2 separate regions of the Mus musculus genome follow, and region 2 is linked to region 1. Evidence: chromatin loops called from intact Hi-C (ENCODE). Cell type or tissue: left cerebral cortex. All regions are shown on one strand.

What was found. Peaks named below come from ENCODE experiments on the same cell type or tissue, not always from the same donor. Only the 100,000 strongest peaks of a DNase experiment are listed, where the experiment ranks them.
Region 2: a loop joins it to region 1, with 2.4 times the contacts of the local background. A loop is called at or near these places in 1 of 42 quality-filtered maps.

The regions. Positions count from the first base shown.
Region 1 is chr2:128,964,315-128,972,314 of GRCm38, forward strand. It overlaps Zc3h6 (zinc finger CCCH type containing 6), which reads left to right and starts at 3,088. Exons shown (of 12, transcript NM_178404.3): 1 at 3,088-3,522. The coding sequence starts at 3,491. In left cerebral cortex, a CTCF peak has its summit at 3,109; DNase peaks (open chromatin) are centred at 2,996, 3,547, 4,260, 5,359 and 1 more place; H3K4me3 peaks cover 2,482 bases; H3K27ac peaks cover 2,171 bases.
Region 2 is chr2:129,084,947-129,092,946 of GRCm38, forward strand. It overlaps Ttl (tubulin tyrosine ligase), which reads left to right. Exons shown (of 7, transcript NM_027192.2): 6 at 4,048-4,191; 7 at 7,995-8,000. Gm46764 (predicted gene, 46764) reads right to left here. Exons shown (of 3, transcript NR_168333.1): 3 at 7,827-8,000. Among named protein-coding and RNA genes, the nearest start is that of Gm46764, 12 kb to the right of the region's middle. In left cerebral cortex, a CTCF peak has its summit at 216 (motif pointing left); DNase peaks (open chromatin) are centred at 229, 4,650, 5,091, 5,638 and 2 more places; H3K27ac peaks cover 3,721 bases.

The sequences.
Region 1 (8,000 bases):
AATTTGGTGAAAACTTTACTGGTGATAATTAATTCAATCCCATGTGTACAATAAAGCTTAAATCATGACTACACTGAACTCTTTGTAAAGTACATATGATATCTTCCATAAAGTTAGGTTCTATAGATTGACTATATGTGACATCTTCCATAAATACACTTTCTATAGATTGACAAGCCTATGGTAAGGTCTTGGGAGAGGAGAATCTGGTATGATCTTGGCCATACAGTTAGCTCAAAGGTAACCAGACTGACTGACTATTAACCTCATCTAATTCCAGCTTTTTGGGCAGATAACAGGTTATGCACCCTTCCCTTTTAAGGGACAACCCTGTGTGTTTAACATTCCTGCTTTCCCTAGTGCTTATCTGAGAGCTCAAAGACCTCTGTGGTTCCCACACACTAGTACTGGAAATCTCAGTGAGTGTAGAATGAGAACCTAGAATCCAAGGATTAGACTGGGAAAACAAACAAACACCCCAAACCCTTGTGTTGGGAGTTTAGCTCTTGTTAGAGCATGGGTTGAATATGTGTAGGATTCTGGAAATGTTTCCTATTCCAAACTATAAGTTAAAACAGTGTATTATTATAGCTTGTTACACAGCAATGAAAGCAGAAGTATCCGATTGTGAGGAGTCTATCAAAGGTGTAAGGTATCTATAGGGAAAGTCATAAAGTTCTATTACGATATCAGTTCCGGGGCTGCTGAGAACCCGAGTGCTGCCTGCCACCAAGCTCTGAATGTCTTGAGGTCAATCACCCAGAAGGGTGGCTGCCTCTGCCTGGGTGAGAAAATGGCGGGAGGAGAGAATGGCCTCCTGCAAGCTGTCCTTGTACTTCCACACAGCTGCCCCAACATACACAGAACGAGTGGCTATTATATACTCAGAATATTAAATATAAAAGAGTGCAACTCTCAGTTTTAAGTACAGGGATGGCTTTAAAAAATATCAATGAGCTCTGGTCACAGAATTTAGTAATCTCAGAGGTGAATTAAATTCTAAAGTCTACAAGCGATTTCTTTTAAAGAGGAAAGGGCTGAGCAGATTCCAGGTTATCTTCTATTTTGAGGTCAACAGAGGGTAACAAATGGCGAGGAAATACTCTTTGCGGATGATGGAAATGTTGTAGGTCTGAAAGGAAAGGTATCCTCGCAGTTGGGAGGCACAAAGTCACACAGTACAACAAACCTCACACAAGGGATTTATTGGGAGAGAAAACCGCAGGACTGCTGCCTCTGCTCAGGTGAGAAAACAGCCCCTGACTGAGCTGAAGGCAGGCCTTCCATAGGATTTCTTAGGGGGCGGAGCTGTCCAGTTTTCCAGGCTGAGGACTGTTGGGATTTCAAGTCCAGAGTTTGGTATTTTCAGGGATTGGTGAATTTTTCTGCTCAGGGATTTGTTGGTTTTCATGCTCAGGAACTGGTTTCTGTGACAAGCCAGGGACTAATGAGACTTCCTTTTCAGGGGGTGGCGGGATTTTTTTTTTTTTTCTTGTAGGGCACTTTCTTGGCCACTTTCATAGCTCAGGTTGCGAATGAATGACTGCAGTAGCCCTTAGAAGATGACCTTTAGGGCTGTTAGGGAAGTCTGGGTGCGGGGCCTGACTGCTTTGTGTTCAGCCAGCTGAGAGCTGTGGCTTTCCTGCCTTGAGGGTTTATAAAGTATATAAAGTTTACAAATAGAGTACACCACAGGGAATCCTTTCCTTGTGGCTTGAGTTGGCCTAGATAGCCAACAATTGGACCTTCCAAGTGTGTCAGTATGTTAATTTTGTCTGGAGGCAACATTTCAAAAGTTGTTTTTCTGAGTAAGCTAATGCCCAGAATTTATTTTGGTGTGCGTTTAAACTTCCAAACGAATTTGAAAACAGCAATACTCAAATGTGTACCAGTTCAAAGATTTTCTTTTTATTAAAAAAAAAAATCAAATTCAAATCCTAAATCATTATTTTAATGTCTAAGCAGAAAATGCAGTTGTGAAGAGCAGCTGTTACACCTCAAAAGCCTTTCACTGTTCCTAGTAAAACGATTAAATGAAGAGGCTTTACATTTTAGTTCCAAAAACTAATAATATTGCTTCTCTAGTTAAAACAGATGTGCCTTTTGAAAGTTTCCTATAATGGGCCGTGAAGATCTGTCAGGGTTCAAGTCTTGTCAATAGCTGCATTCAACTAAATAACTTTTTTTCTCTTTTCACATTTATCTAATCGCAATTGCTCTTTGAATGCACGTTATTTACACATCAAAGACAAAAGACGTCGTGTATTTAGAAATATTGGACATTTAAGCTTATCATTTTAATAAAAAAAATTAACTTTCCTTCAGAACTAAGTATACATTACTCATCATTTCAAGACTATTTCTGAAGGATATGGAAATACGTCTGAAGGCCATGGACATACGAAGAAATGAAGTCTTGTTCTTATGAAATACTCGAATGAATTCCACATCTAAACCGCTAACAGACACAAGATCATGTTTTAATTACCTCAATAGCTATTTTTAATCGTCAAGTAAGGACTGGGTGAATTTAGTATCAGAAAAAGTTGCATGGCAGGCAGTCTTCCTTACACTACGGAGACATAACAGCTACAAGTTTAAGGGCTTAAGGATGATTCCGAGTTCTTTCGGCAACAAAGAAAGCTTTTCTTTCTTTCTTTCTTTTTAACAAAGAAAACCGCCAGTCCTGGGTTCCTTTCTTTGTCGCGCAGTTAACGGTGGCGGGGTGGAGGGGGACAGTGTGATGAGTCCGGAACTCCAAAGCCTTAGACGACGAGTCTCGCAGGAACATCGAGAAATGGGCACAGAGGACCTGGTGGACACAGCAGGCCTGGCGGGGTGACCTGCCCCGCCCGATATAACTCCACGCGCCACCGAACCGCATCCCTGGCCTCACACCCATCAGATTGCTGCCTCCGCTGCCGCAGCGAGCGTATTAAAGGCCCGCCCCTGGAAGTGATTGACGGGCAGTTTCCTCCAATGGCTAGTGCGCTCGGCACCGGCGGGCTGGGAGAGGGCCGCGGCTCGCGGAGGAATTCCACTTGCCCTTTAGTCCCGGGCAAGGTGTTGCGGCCGGCGCCATTTTCTGAGCCGCCTGTTTCGGGTGCCGCCATGTTGGTGAGGAGAAATCACCGTTACGGCCACTGTCCAAATCCCCGCGTCGCTGCACGCCGCCCGCCGGCTCCCACGCCTCAGCCTCCGGCGGCGAATACAGACTAGAGCGGCAGCGCCGGCAGCGCGGGGCCGTTGCCCAGTCTTTGCAGTTAGAGCCCCATCTCTCTGGCGTTGGTTGTTAATAGACTGGAAAGTCTGTGTCTGTGTCGCTCACTAGTAACCGTGAGTTTTTACCACTTCGTCACCTGTCGGCGGCGGCCGGGGACAGGGTTGCCCGCAGGCGGCGCAGGGGTCCTCCCCGCGCCCCGCTGCCGCCGCCACCGCCGCCGCCGGCCTCCAGACCTGCCCTCCAGCCCCGCCCCGTTCTTGACCAAACATGACAGACTCTGAACATGCAGGGCACGACAGGTCGGGAACCCTTCTTGTCTGTCTTTCTGTCGGATGAGAGGAGGGGTCGGGGCGGCGGGAGCGGGCCGGGGCCGGGCGCCTCCTGCATGACTTAGACGTCTCTGTGTGGCTCCATCGGTTCCGTGACGCGCACCTTCGTCCACCGCCGCTGCCTGCCGGCCGCCGCGGGGGAGGCCGAAGCGGCCGCGCCCGCCTCCCGGAGCCGGGGTCGCCGTCGCTCTCGCCGCCCCGCCCCCGCCGGGCACGTGCGAGCCCCCCGCCCCTGGCCCGGCTCAGTCGTCGGCGCCACGCGGGCGGCGGCGCGGCTGCGGCCGCTGCCCGCCAGGCCAGTGACCGGCGTTGGCAGCCCCGTTGGAACCGGCCCCAAAAGCTCAGTAGTAGGCCTAGTGGATGTTTGCCTCCGACCCGAGTCTACCTCTGAAAATAAACATGTTTAGTTTTTTTTTTTTTTTTTTTTTTTTTTTTTTTGGAGGGGGTTGGGGAGTCTCTTTCCCTCCCATCCCCCACTCCCAGGCCATGTGTCTGCCGCAGTCCTATAACCTCCAGGAAAGTGAAATGGCAGTTTTTCATATTAAATACGTTAACACAAGTAGACTGCAGAGTTTTAGCTTTACCTGATTTCCTAGGTGCTAAATAAATATTTGACTATTTAGCTGAGATTCTCATTTTCCAGTTTTAGTTTTGTTGTGCTCTGAGAGGCACATTCTTAGCACCATTCAAAGGTTTGGTGGCATTTACAGAATATACTCTTGACATTGATAAACAAATTTTTAAAGGTGTCAGAGGAGGACTTTTATTAAAACTCCTGGTGCCAAATCTCATTCAGCTGATTCCTACTTAGAATATTGACTTGAAAGTGGACATCCTCACATTGCTTTGTGAATAGTCTCAGATACATTGTGTTCTAGTGTGGCCCATAAGACTTAAGAATTCCTGATAAATATCATATGCTTTTGATAAAGCATTACACTCACCTTCCTTCCCTAAATACAAAGGAAGCAAAACAAAACAACAACAACAAAAACCAACAAAAATCATTGAAATTTTAAATGCCAAAATATATGGCAACCTTGAAAGGGATTTAAAAAAATCCTAAGAACTTCACTAATGTAATGATAATTCTCTAGAAAGACATCAATGAAGCATGTAGCAAGGTTTAGATAGTAAAAAGTGCTCTTACATAAGTGCAGAAGCTTGCACTGGACATTTTTAATGATTTTTTAAAAAAGATGATACCTTTGTAGTTTCAGTGCTGTCAAATGGACCTAAGGACTCTTGTGTGATAGGCAAGTACTCTAACACTTGGCTACACTCATAGCCCAATATTGCCCTATTAAAAAAAGTTTAAAAGTGAAGGTCCTAGAATTAACTAATAATGTTGAGAAGTCTATTGATAAGCCAGTGACTTGATGTACTTAAAATTCATTAATATGAAAGGAAATCTCATGTTAGTGGATAGTGTAACTTGAATATGTAGAAATATGTATTTTACATAATAAAACGTGTCACCAAGTTTAGAAATCAAAATAATGCTTCTACAGAACAATGACACCATGGTTTTCTCTTACCCCCATCCCTTTTGAGAGGTGGTCTCCTTAGCCTTAGCTGGCCTAGAACTTGATATGTAGACCAGTCTGTCTTAGAACTCAAAAAGATCAGCCTGTCTATGCCTACAGAGTGCTGGATTAAAGGTGTGCACTGCCATGCCTGGCTGCTATCAGACTTTGAAAAGAGTTTGAGGTCCAGTGTGGTAATACATACCTGTAATCCAACACTCAGGCTGAGACAAGAAGGTGGCATGTTCATGGCAGCCTGCCCTACACAACAAACCCTGGGTTTTTTAGAAAGTAGAATTTGAAGTTTTAAAATACTGACTTAGAAGTTAAAATGAAACTTTAGTTTAAAGGATATAGATTAGTAGGAGGAGCAAATGATAAGTAGCAATAGTTTTGTTTTAAATTAGACCCAAAAGTATCTCAACTCAGTTTTAATTTAGCCAGTGTTAGGTGGTGTTGTGAATCATAAATATAGATATAGATGTATATATAAAACCTCTGACGTGGAAAGAACTACATCAAGAAACTGCACTATCTGTATGTGGTGAGTTATATGTATAATTCCAACACTCTGGAGGCAAAGGAGAATTGCTATTTGAGCCTAGGCTAAAGGAAAGAAGGAAGAAATCCCACAGAGCAGGGGGTCTACAGAAATGGCCCTTTCCAGGACTGTAACCAGTTAGCTTTGTGAACTTGAGTTTCTTAGTGGATAACAGAAGTGTTTAAACCTTACCAAAGCAGTGGTTTTCAGTCTGGACAGGGGTGCTTAAGGGCAGGGCAGTTCCACTGATGTGACTGGGGCCCATAAATTTTAGAAATTTCCCATGTAGTTATGAGCTGTTAGGTAAATGTTTCTCAGTCTTATCTAATCAGACCTGTTTGATACAAAATGAAGAACAGCTCATAGAAATCTGTAGGTAGGTTTGTGACTACCTGTATTTTTATAGGTTTCTAGTTGATTCTAAAGAAACTTGGGAGAAAATAATCTATGGATTCCTCAAGCAGTCCATGTTTCTACATTATAACTTTTATACTGTAATACATGTTTATACGAATTATATGTGAAAAGTATATAAAATTTTGCATAGTCTAGGTATTTTTACAAAGATTATTTTCAAGCACTTTTAAAAACTAAAATATGCATTCAGGAAAATAGTGAAATCTCATATTTATAACTGCTTTGACTTTATACAAATTAAAATAGAATGTACAAAAGGGAGAAGTTCTAAATGTAAATGAAATTCATAAAATATGTTGCTGCTTTAAAATTATTTTCTTGTACATGTTTTATATGGTGAGTGCTTTGTGTTTGTTTACTATAATATATATATGTAATATATATATGAAAAATCACCTTTTGAAACTATCTATTTGAGAGTCGGTGTTGTCAGTGCACACCTATATCCCAGCGCTCTGGACACCGAAAGGAGGAGTGCTGGAATGAGTATAAGGCCAACCTGAGCTATGTAGTAAGACCCTGTCTCCAAACAGCCAATATCTGGGGGATCCCAAAACAAACAAACACAACTATCTAGTCGGTGTGCTTTCCTTTAATATTTTTATGCCTGGAGCAAGAAGTATTTTTATAAGGTACTATAAATATAATAATACCCATAAACTTGTAGATAGGTAGAATGTTAGATTCTTGTGCGTAAGTCTGGAGCCTAGTTTCTAAACATAAATAAAGCAGAAAGAATTGAGAAAGTTAAAGGTATAATCTCCCTTTCACTCAGTTCTCTTTCATTCACTTCTCTTTTTTGTTAAAGATTTATTTTATTTATATGAGTACACTGTAGCTATCTTCAGACACAACAGAAAAGGGTATCAGATCCCATTACAGATGGTTGTGAGCCACCATGTGGTTGCTGGGAGTTGAACTCAGCACCTCTGGAAGAGCAAGCAGTCAGTGCTCTTAACCGCTGAGCCATCTCTCCAGTCCTTCATTTACTTCTTTCAGCCTAACTTCACCCATCTAACTTTATCCTTCATCTGGATGTTAACCCAAACAAGTTTGATATGATGCTTGATATCAAACCTATGGCCTCATGCCATTAGACAAGAGCTCTCTCTACCTTTGAGCTGTAATCCCAATCCTGCAAGCAATTGCTGAAGGTTAAATACTAGTTCCTGCCTCAGACACTTCTACAGCAGAATGGAAAGATAACGAAACCCTAGTAACTATTAGAGTTTTCTAAAATATGTTAATGGTAAAAAGTTACTCAGGGTCTGCACAGGAGGAAAAGATTTTAATATGAACCTAGTATAAGACTTTAGAGCTCATTTATTACTTGATAAGACATATGAATATTTTCCTTGAGTTGGAGGTTATTCTTTGTTCTTCATGAACAATTTCATCTTTTACTTCCCTCCCTTTTAGCTTATTTCCTCTTAAGCAGTAACAAGACTCCAGCAGGCCAGAAGGGTAGTAATTTAACAAGTTTCCTAATCTCCTAGTGGGTTGAAAACTTGACCAGAGACTGCACCAGAGTTTGGCCAAGTACCATCAGAGGTGTGTGTGGAGAAAGCACAGGGAAATGAAGTGACACAGTAGGTTCAGACACAGGGAAGGTGTTAATGCATAGACACTGGGATCTATTTGGAAAAATGAGGAAGAGTTTTGAATAAATTTAGGGCCAAACCCATCCCTAATGGGATATGGAGAGCACATCAGAATTTGTAAGCAGGACAGTAGTGCTCAGCTGTGTGTTGTTGGTATGCTGCCTGAGGGCCAGGAAAAGCAAGTTACAGGAAAGTGAGAAGGCTTTGGAGTTGTTTTTGGTAAACATTACGAATGTACTATTTAATAATTACTCCTCTACACATGAATATGCAGCAATAAAACATTACTAATATTTTATTTGGAGAGAAATAATATAAAGAGTTAAATATTAGATAAGCATTTGAGAGTGAGGTGAGTTCTGT
Region 2 (8,000 bases), 120 kb after region 1:
ACAACAACAACCACCACCTATTTTTGCTCATCTTTCATTTTGTTTTCCTTCTTGTTTCTTACGTTTCAGACCTATACTTTAGTTATAGATTTAGTTATAGGTCTGGTAATTATAGGATGGTTAGAATTCCTACAAGAGAAAATAAAATATGCAGAAGGAATCCCCACTCTAGGAGCCTTTTATTGGGCACTTTTGCGCCCCCTGCTGGCTGTTACCTGAAGTGCAGGGGTGCTCTCCTGAATGATGCTCACAACCATCAGGTTCTCTTTTTCCCCAGCCAACCTCCTGCTGGCTCCCACTATAGTCAAAAAAAGGTGCACTGCCTGCAGCTTCAGTCAATGAAAGCCCTTACTCATCCTGACCTCCTAGCAGATAAAAGGTGTGGTGTGTGGGTCAGATTGCACCACTTGCCTTTTTAGCCTTTCCTGTTGTTTCCCCTTTCACTAAACTTCTGACTTTTAAAAATTATGTTTTAGGGAGCTGGAGAGATGGCTCAGTGATTAAGAGCACTGACTGCTCTTCCAGAGGTCCTGAGTTCAATTCCCAGCAACCACATGGTGGCTCACAACCATCTGTAATGGGATCTGATGCACTCTTCTGGTGTGTCGGAAGATAGCTACAGTGTACTCGTATACATAAAATAAATAATTCCTTTTAGAAAATTACATTGTTTAAATATAGTTTAATCAAAACACTTTTAAATGAGCAAGGTGTGGTGGTGTGTTTATCAATCTTGAGGCACCAGAATCGAGGAGAGTGGAACAGACACGTGGGCAGATTTACATCTCATGCTACAGTCAGCTCTTTTCAGCACGTCAGACAATTTATACTGTGAGGGTTGAGAAGAGTCACCTGAATAGAGTGTATGAAAGACCCACAATGTGAGGACTCCCCCACGTTCTGACTCAGGAGAGGCGACACCCCGAATCACTCACGAGAAACGGTCTTGCTGCAAACTGCAAGAGGACTTTTATTCAAGAGCGCTCTTGGGCCTACAGTCATACACCACGCAGGGGTAGAGGACAGTAGCGCCCCGAGTAGCTGGGTAAGGGGGTATTTAAAGGAAGAAACCACAACTCAAGGAGGTGGGGAGGGCATTGTTGGAAAATACCAAAAATACCAGTTAAGAGTCACAAGGAAGTGCAAAGTCACAAGAGTCACAAGGGATACCAGGTAATTGTGGGGGTTATTTCTCAAGACAGTTTCTAAGAGCCCCTAACAAAAGCACCTTTGCATAGTGGGTTCCAGCAATGGTCAGGGTGGGTCAGGGTGACTTTCTTTGAGTGAACACTCCATGAACCCAGGAAGAGGGTGGATGGAGGAATGTCGCTATCTGTTTTATGATTAGCATACCTTGGAGCATTGAGTCACAGAGGTCACATTCTCAAGCCTGGGTCTAAAGGCCTAGAATTTTGCTTTTACCTTATACTTTTTCATGTACAGTCACAAGGACAAGTCGCACGAGGGGAAAACATGCTTTTCCATAGAGGCATATAAACAAATAACAATAGCCAGATGTAACGTATAATCTAATGTAAACTCACTCCTATCTGCTACACCTGGGAGAAGCAGGAAACCATAGTCCAAGAATACTCGTGGGTTTTGAGTAAATTGAGACTCTTGTCTTCTTGGTGTTTTCTCACAAGCCCTCAGAATTCTCCTCGATGAGTCCATTCTTGGATATCTTTAATCCCAGCACTTGGAAGGAAGAGGCAGGTGGATCTCTGAGTTTGAAGCCAGCCTTGTCCACATAGAGAGTTCCAGGCAACCAGAGCTACATGAGATTCTGTAGCCAAAACAATGACAAAGAACAAAAGCAAAAAACTTCGCTTAAAGTACTTTTTCATAGAGAAAACGCTTTAAAATGTTTAATAGAGTGTTCTTTCTTACCTCTCCCATGCCTGGTTTTGTTTGTGAGGTTTTGTTTGTTTGTTAGGCAGGGTTTCTCTGTGTAGTCCTAGCTGACTTGAAACTCACTCTATAGACCAAGCTGGCCTCAGACTCAGAGACCCACCTGCCTCTGTCACCCTGAGTGCTGTTGGGTTTTTTTGTTTTATTTTGTTTTGGTTTTTTTAAAAATTTTTTTTCATTTGTCTGTGTATCCCATGTGTGTGCAGTTGCTGGCTAAGGCCAGGAAAGGGCATTATGTCTCTTGGAGCCAGAGTTAACAGGTTGCTGTAAGCTGCCCCAGTATGGCTGCTAGGAACTGTACCTGGGTCCTCTAGAGGAACAACAAGCACTCTTATCTGCTGAGCTGTCTCTCCAGCTCATTGTTTGTTTTGAGATAAAAAAAATTTACATAATCCAGATTGTCCTTGAACTCAAGATTCCTTCTTCCTCAGCCTCTTGAGTGCCAGGGTCACAGATGTGCCATTAGACATGGGTTATCAGCAGGTGTTGGTGCTACAAAATGAAACTATATGGTGGCACTTTCATACATGCTGATAACGTACTATGGCTATACTCACCCTGTCCCCATTTCCCCACCTTACTAGTCTTTTTAACTCCTAAGTAATATATGTGTGTTTATTGGCATCAATGGTAAAGAATCAATGGTGTGCTAGTTCATAAGAACAATGTTTATTAAATTTATTAAATGATGCCTAGATCTGGTTGTGGAGACACAATGTTTGCTGAAGGAGGCAGAGGCAGGGGGATCATGAGTTCAAGGCCAGCCTGGGCTGCATACACATTTAGCTGGGCCTGGTGGCATAGGCCTTTAATCCCAGTATTAGGGAGCCAGAGGCAGGAGGATCTCTGTAGAGTTCGAGGTCTATTTGTGAGTTTCTGGACAGTCAGCACTACTTAGAGGTCACATTGAATATCTTATCTCTATGAACAGTCTAAATGCTAGGTGGGAGTAGCTACTATTTCTCCTGACTTTGTAGATAAGGAAACAAAGCTGGCTTAGGAAATTCATTTGAAAATGTAGTAGTATACATCTATAACCCTCTGGAGTCATCTGAGGGTTGCCATCAAGTTCAAGATAAACCTGGTGAGTACTAGGCCAGCCAGGGCTATATAGCCAGACCAGACCTCAAAAACAAATGTCTAAGACTGTGGCCTGTTTTTAGACAAGATTGGGCATGTTGAGGGTAGTGTGACAATAGACCTGGCCTGTCTTTAGACCTCCTCTGTTTCTTCAGTATGCTTGAAGTCTCAATGTTTACTCCTTTCTGTGTTATTAAACTTTTTTAATTAAAAAAAAAAGTAGTTGGTGCTAACAAGAATTCTGTCATAGATTTCAATATTTAATTTGAATACTTGTAAATGTTCCATTAGCAGTAGTTGGCAGAAAATCTGGAGCTAGCAAGAGAAATCAATGCTGCCCAGAATTCTCTTTTTTTATGTATATTTTTATTTTATGTATATGAATACACTGTAGCTGTCTTCAGACACACCAGAAGAGGACACTGGATCCCATCACAGATGGTTGTGAGCCTCCATGTGGTTTCTGGGAATTGAACTCAGGACCTCTGGAAGAGCAGCCAGTGCTCTTAACTGCTGAGCCATCTCTCCAGCCCCCATGCCCAGCATTCTCTCTGCAACTTCTGCTTTACCAAGTGCCAGTCTACTCTTCACATGTCAAAATACATGAATGTAGTCTAGGGTGATGGCTTGGTTGATAAAGTCATTTCAGCATGAGGACCCAGTTCATCCCCAGCACGCATGTCTAATAGAGCCTCGTGTGGTGGCTTGGAACCCAAGCACTGGGGATGCAGAGACAAGCAGATATCTGGGGCTCACTGGCCATTGGTAATTCTCACAAACAGCAGCAGCAACAGCTAGTGACATCTGCACTGATGGAGATTCATAGTGACTTGGTACTGAATTGCCTGTAGTGGGGCCTGAGCTAGCAGCTTTGACCTGGAACAGGGGCGATTGTATGCATACCTAACAATTCGTTTGATGAGTAGCCTTCTCTTGAATAATCTGTTGGTAAATTCATCAATTTAAAAAGACTATTAAGTTGAAGCCGATTCCTATGCACACTTGGTATAGGATCTTCTGATCGGCATAGCCTTATGTGTTCCTTCCTCCTCCCAGGAGCTGCCTCATGAGTGTGGAGCCCGCCATCAGCACCAAACACCTCCCTTACCAGAGCTTCCAGCTCCTCGGCTTTGACTTCATGGTGGACGAGGAGCTGAAGGTCTGGCTCATTGAAGTCAACGGCGCCCCAGCGTGTGCCCAGTAAGCCCAAACCCTTTGCCTGTGTTGACGACCAGAAGTTGGGTGTACACCTTGGGTAATCTGACAGGTTCAAGCATGGACCTTTGGTTGCTGTCAGGAAAACGTTGTCACAGTGAGGGGAGTCCTTTAGTAGACATGATCAACATGGCAGCCCTGCCTGGTGGGAGGGGCTTAGCTGAGCCATTTCCCTGTGGTTCTGTGCTACCAGGGTTTCAATTAAAACTAAGCTGGGTATAGTAGGTTAGACCTGTAATCTTAGTACTAGAGAGGCTGAGACAGGAGGATCACTGTGGGTTCAAGGCCATACTGGATTATACAGTAAGCCTGTGCCCAAGATGTTTGAATGAGATCCTGCCCGCAAATAACAATAAAAATAACACCACCACCACCCTAAACTGTTAGAGAAGCCCTGGCACCATCATGTTCATGTGACAAACTGAGTAAGCTGGCCTGTGAGTAAGAGAGACTGTGACGTTCAAGGGCTTCTCAGGCAGGTGGCCACACAGTAGAGTCTGAGCTAGGGTGTAAGGCAACAGGGCTCAGTCTCCCCAAAGGCAGTGGGGGGACTGTTCAGGGAGACACGGGGACCGTGCTCTGTGCTGTGTTGTTTCCTCCTGCCCCTTCTATTAAAGACCCCTGGCTCCAGAGCACTGTTCAGTCCTCCATCCTGATGTCTTCTACCCTCTTCATGCTCCATGCCTCCTCCCCTGCATGGCTGTGGGGCTCACACACACACACACACACACACGCGCGCGCTCATGCACACGCACACACCCTGCTCCCTACATGAACCAGTCCTTGGACTACAGCATTTCCAGGGCTGTCCTGTCTTCTTCCAAGAAGTATCCTTAGAAATGATGGTTCCTCCTTTTGTCCTCATTTCTCTGTGGCAGCTTTGGAGGAGGCCACCTCCCTCTTGCAGAATCTTTCTTCTCTTTGGCTGATTCAGGCCCTCGTATATCAGATAGGGCTGACTATGGGGTCTGTGAGCAAGCTGGAGTCTCTCTTCCTCACCAAGGACCTCAGGTTCTGGTGCTGGGTGGCCTGGGCCTTCTGTTCCATCTCCTGTGTGTGTTTTTGTTAAACTTCATAATAAAGCCACCAAATTAGAGCAGCTTCTGAATGCTAGGCCCGTGTCTGCACCTGCCTTCCCCAGGTCCTGAGGATGACTGTGGGTCTAAGGGGGAGCACCCACCCCCGTCCTCCTCCCCAGACTTTTCCGTGGCTAAGGCAATGGAGGAGCTGCCATCTCCCTCCTCGGGAACTGACACCCTGCTTCTGCTCCCACAAGCCCAGTCTGTGGGTCCTGTGAACTCTGCCTCTGGCCTCCTTGGTCCTCTGTCCCTTTGTGTCTGGTACCTTCTGTAATTGGGGGGAACTTTTGCAAAGAGCTTCTTCACTGGAATTTCTATTTCTGCACCACCCCCATAAAATCCTTCCTTCCCAGAGCAGCCTGTGTGAGAAAATAGAAACCACACCCCTCCCCCCCACCCCCACTCCCCGTGACGCTGCCGCCTCATCTCTCTCTGTCACCCAACCAAAGATGCCATTCCCTGTGACAGCTCTTACCCACTGTGGGTCTTTGTGCTTCTGTGACCTTCCTGTGGGGTCCCTGTCCCCCTCACTCAAGTTCCCTGTTCTCTACTCAAAGCTTTAGTATTTCTTCCATTGTATTAGTTGTTAACAAACAGCTGGTTTTTGTTTTCTTCCTGGAATGTTCACACCACGCACGATGTCTCCAGCTTCGTTTTGGTTTGGTTTGGTATGGGTTTTTTTGTTTGTTTGTTGTTTAGGGTTTTTTGGTGGCTTTTGAGTCTGCACCCTGGCTCTGTGCCTGCCACACAGTTCTCTGTGCATTTTCTTTGAATGAGCAGATGGTGCTTCCTGGTTAACAGTGTTTTCCGTTCACCTATCCTTTTCTTTCTTCCTTATTATTGTGTGTACAGGGACACAGGTGTCACAGCGAATGTCAGGGGTAGCTTTGTGAAGTCAGTTCTCTCCTTCCGCCTTTACGTGGGCTCTGGGGACTGAACTCAGGTGGCCACACTTACGCTGGCTGCACTGTGCCTTTGCCTGAGGAGCCGTCTCACCAGCCCAGCACTCACCTGATTTACAGTGGCTTGGGTTTTAATTAAGTAGAAACATCTTTATATTGTCTCTATTAGCAAGAAATGTAATGCTTAAGTGCAAAAGATTTCTTTATATTGGGCCCAACCCAGATTCTTCTAGCGACGTGGTTTATTTGTGGATCCAGTGATGTGGGCCTAGTGGTGTGTGACACCTGTGCCACCCTGACTCTTCCTGTGCCACCGGGGTTTAAGAGGCCACCTTGAAACTGGCCCTTGCTCCAGCTCTCCTCATGGGAGATGCTCACAGCAGTAACTTATGTGCATGGCATATTTTTATAGCCGTGGTTCTTGGTGAACTAACATCTTCACTGAAGGGCTTCCATATCTCTGTCCCTTCAGCAACAGGAGCTTGAGTCATTTGGCTACCAGATTGTTGAAAATGGGACTAAATTGTGTAAGTGGGAGGGGCTGGGGAGTTGGGGAGTGGAGAGAGCATGGAGCAGGACTGATGAAGGTCAGCTAGCAGTTAGGACTTCCTAAGAGAGAACATGGAAGCATGGCTTCCTAGAGGCTTTCTAACAGGGTAAAATACAGACCTGGCAACCTAGGAGATAGAGGTGGGAGAGAAAGTTCTGTGATGGGGGCAGGGAGGGGCTGCCAGGTGAACATGTCATTAGACAACAGGGATAAGAATGGCATAAGAGAAACTCTTAGCCAGTGGAGTTGGCACACAGCGACTTCTGGGGATGAGAATGGTTAAGACCTTAGGCTAAGGCAGGCTGGTCTGCACTCCTGTCCTTTGGTCGGGCCTCTTGGGTTCCCAATGCCTCCTGTGCAAGTTGCAGGCATATGTTTCCTCACACCTCTGGCTTCTGCCTGCGCTAAGGGTCAGTCCCAAGCAGTTGGCTCTGGGGACTCATCCTACCTATGGAGTCCCACAAGGGAACCAGACAGACAACCTCCCCACACACTGTCATAGGGAGATGGGAGGGTCTCTCCTTTGTGTTCTGCTGTGCAGCCGTGGGTGTTAGAAGTCAGGGATGCTGGGGCGAAACCTCCCGTGTGCTGATTAGAATTACAGGAAAGGGAACTAAGATGATGGGGTTCTGTTGCCCCTAGGGGAAGTTAAGCCCACTGAGCCACATGACCTTGGGCCTACAATACGCTTGCTCTGCTCTCAAGTTCCGTTTCTCCTATGTATCCTGAGTTCTTCAGTCTTGTTGGTATAGATTACTGCTCCCCTCGCATACTGCCCAGCATGCGCACCCACACAGCCTCCTTCCCCTTCTCCAGACCCTCTGTCTCCTGCCTCTCCTTCCTCTGCTTTTCTACGCTGTCATCACTCTTTGTCAGATGACTCTTTATTTCCTGAGTCCCATCTCAACTGTCAACTCCACCAGTCTTCACTAGTGTCCCTTTTCTCTTAGAAGGTGTTGATTTTCCTGGCCGATGCCTACCCCTCCTTGTACAGCCTCACAGACAGGTGAGCCAGGCTCCTGATTCTACTGAAATTACCTTCTCTGCCAGTCATCAGGAGCTCCTTGTTCCCATCAAGGCCTTACATGGTTTATCTGTGTGCAGAGCCTCTTGTGGGTACTTTATTCACAGAGACGAGTTTTTCAAAAGAGGAATTTCTAGGGCAGATCGTCACTGAAATACACACACACACACACACACACACCATACCCAGCTTTGATGAACAGCCTCAGTGACATCTTTAACAACTTATTTCAGGAAACT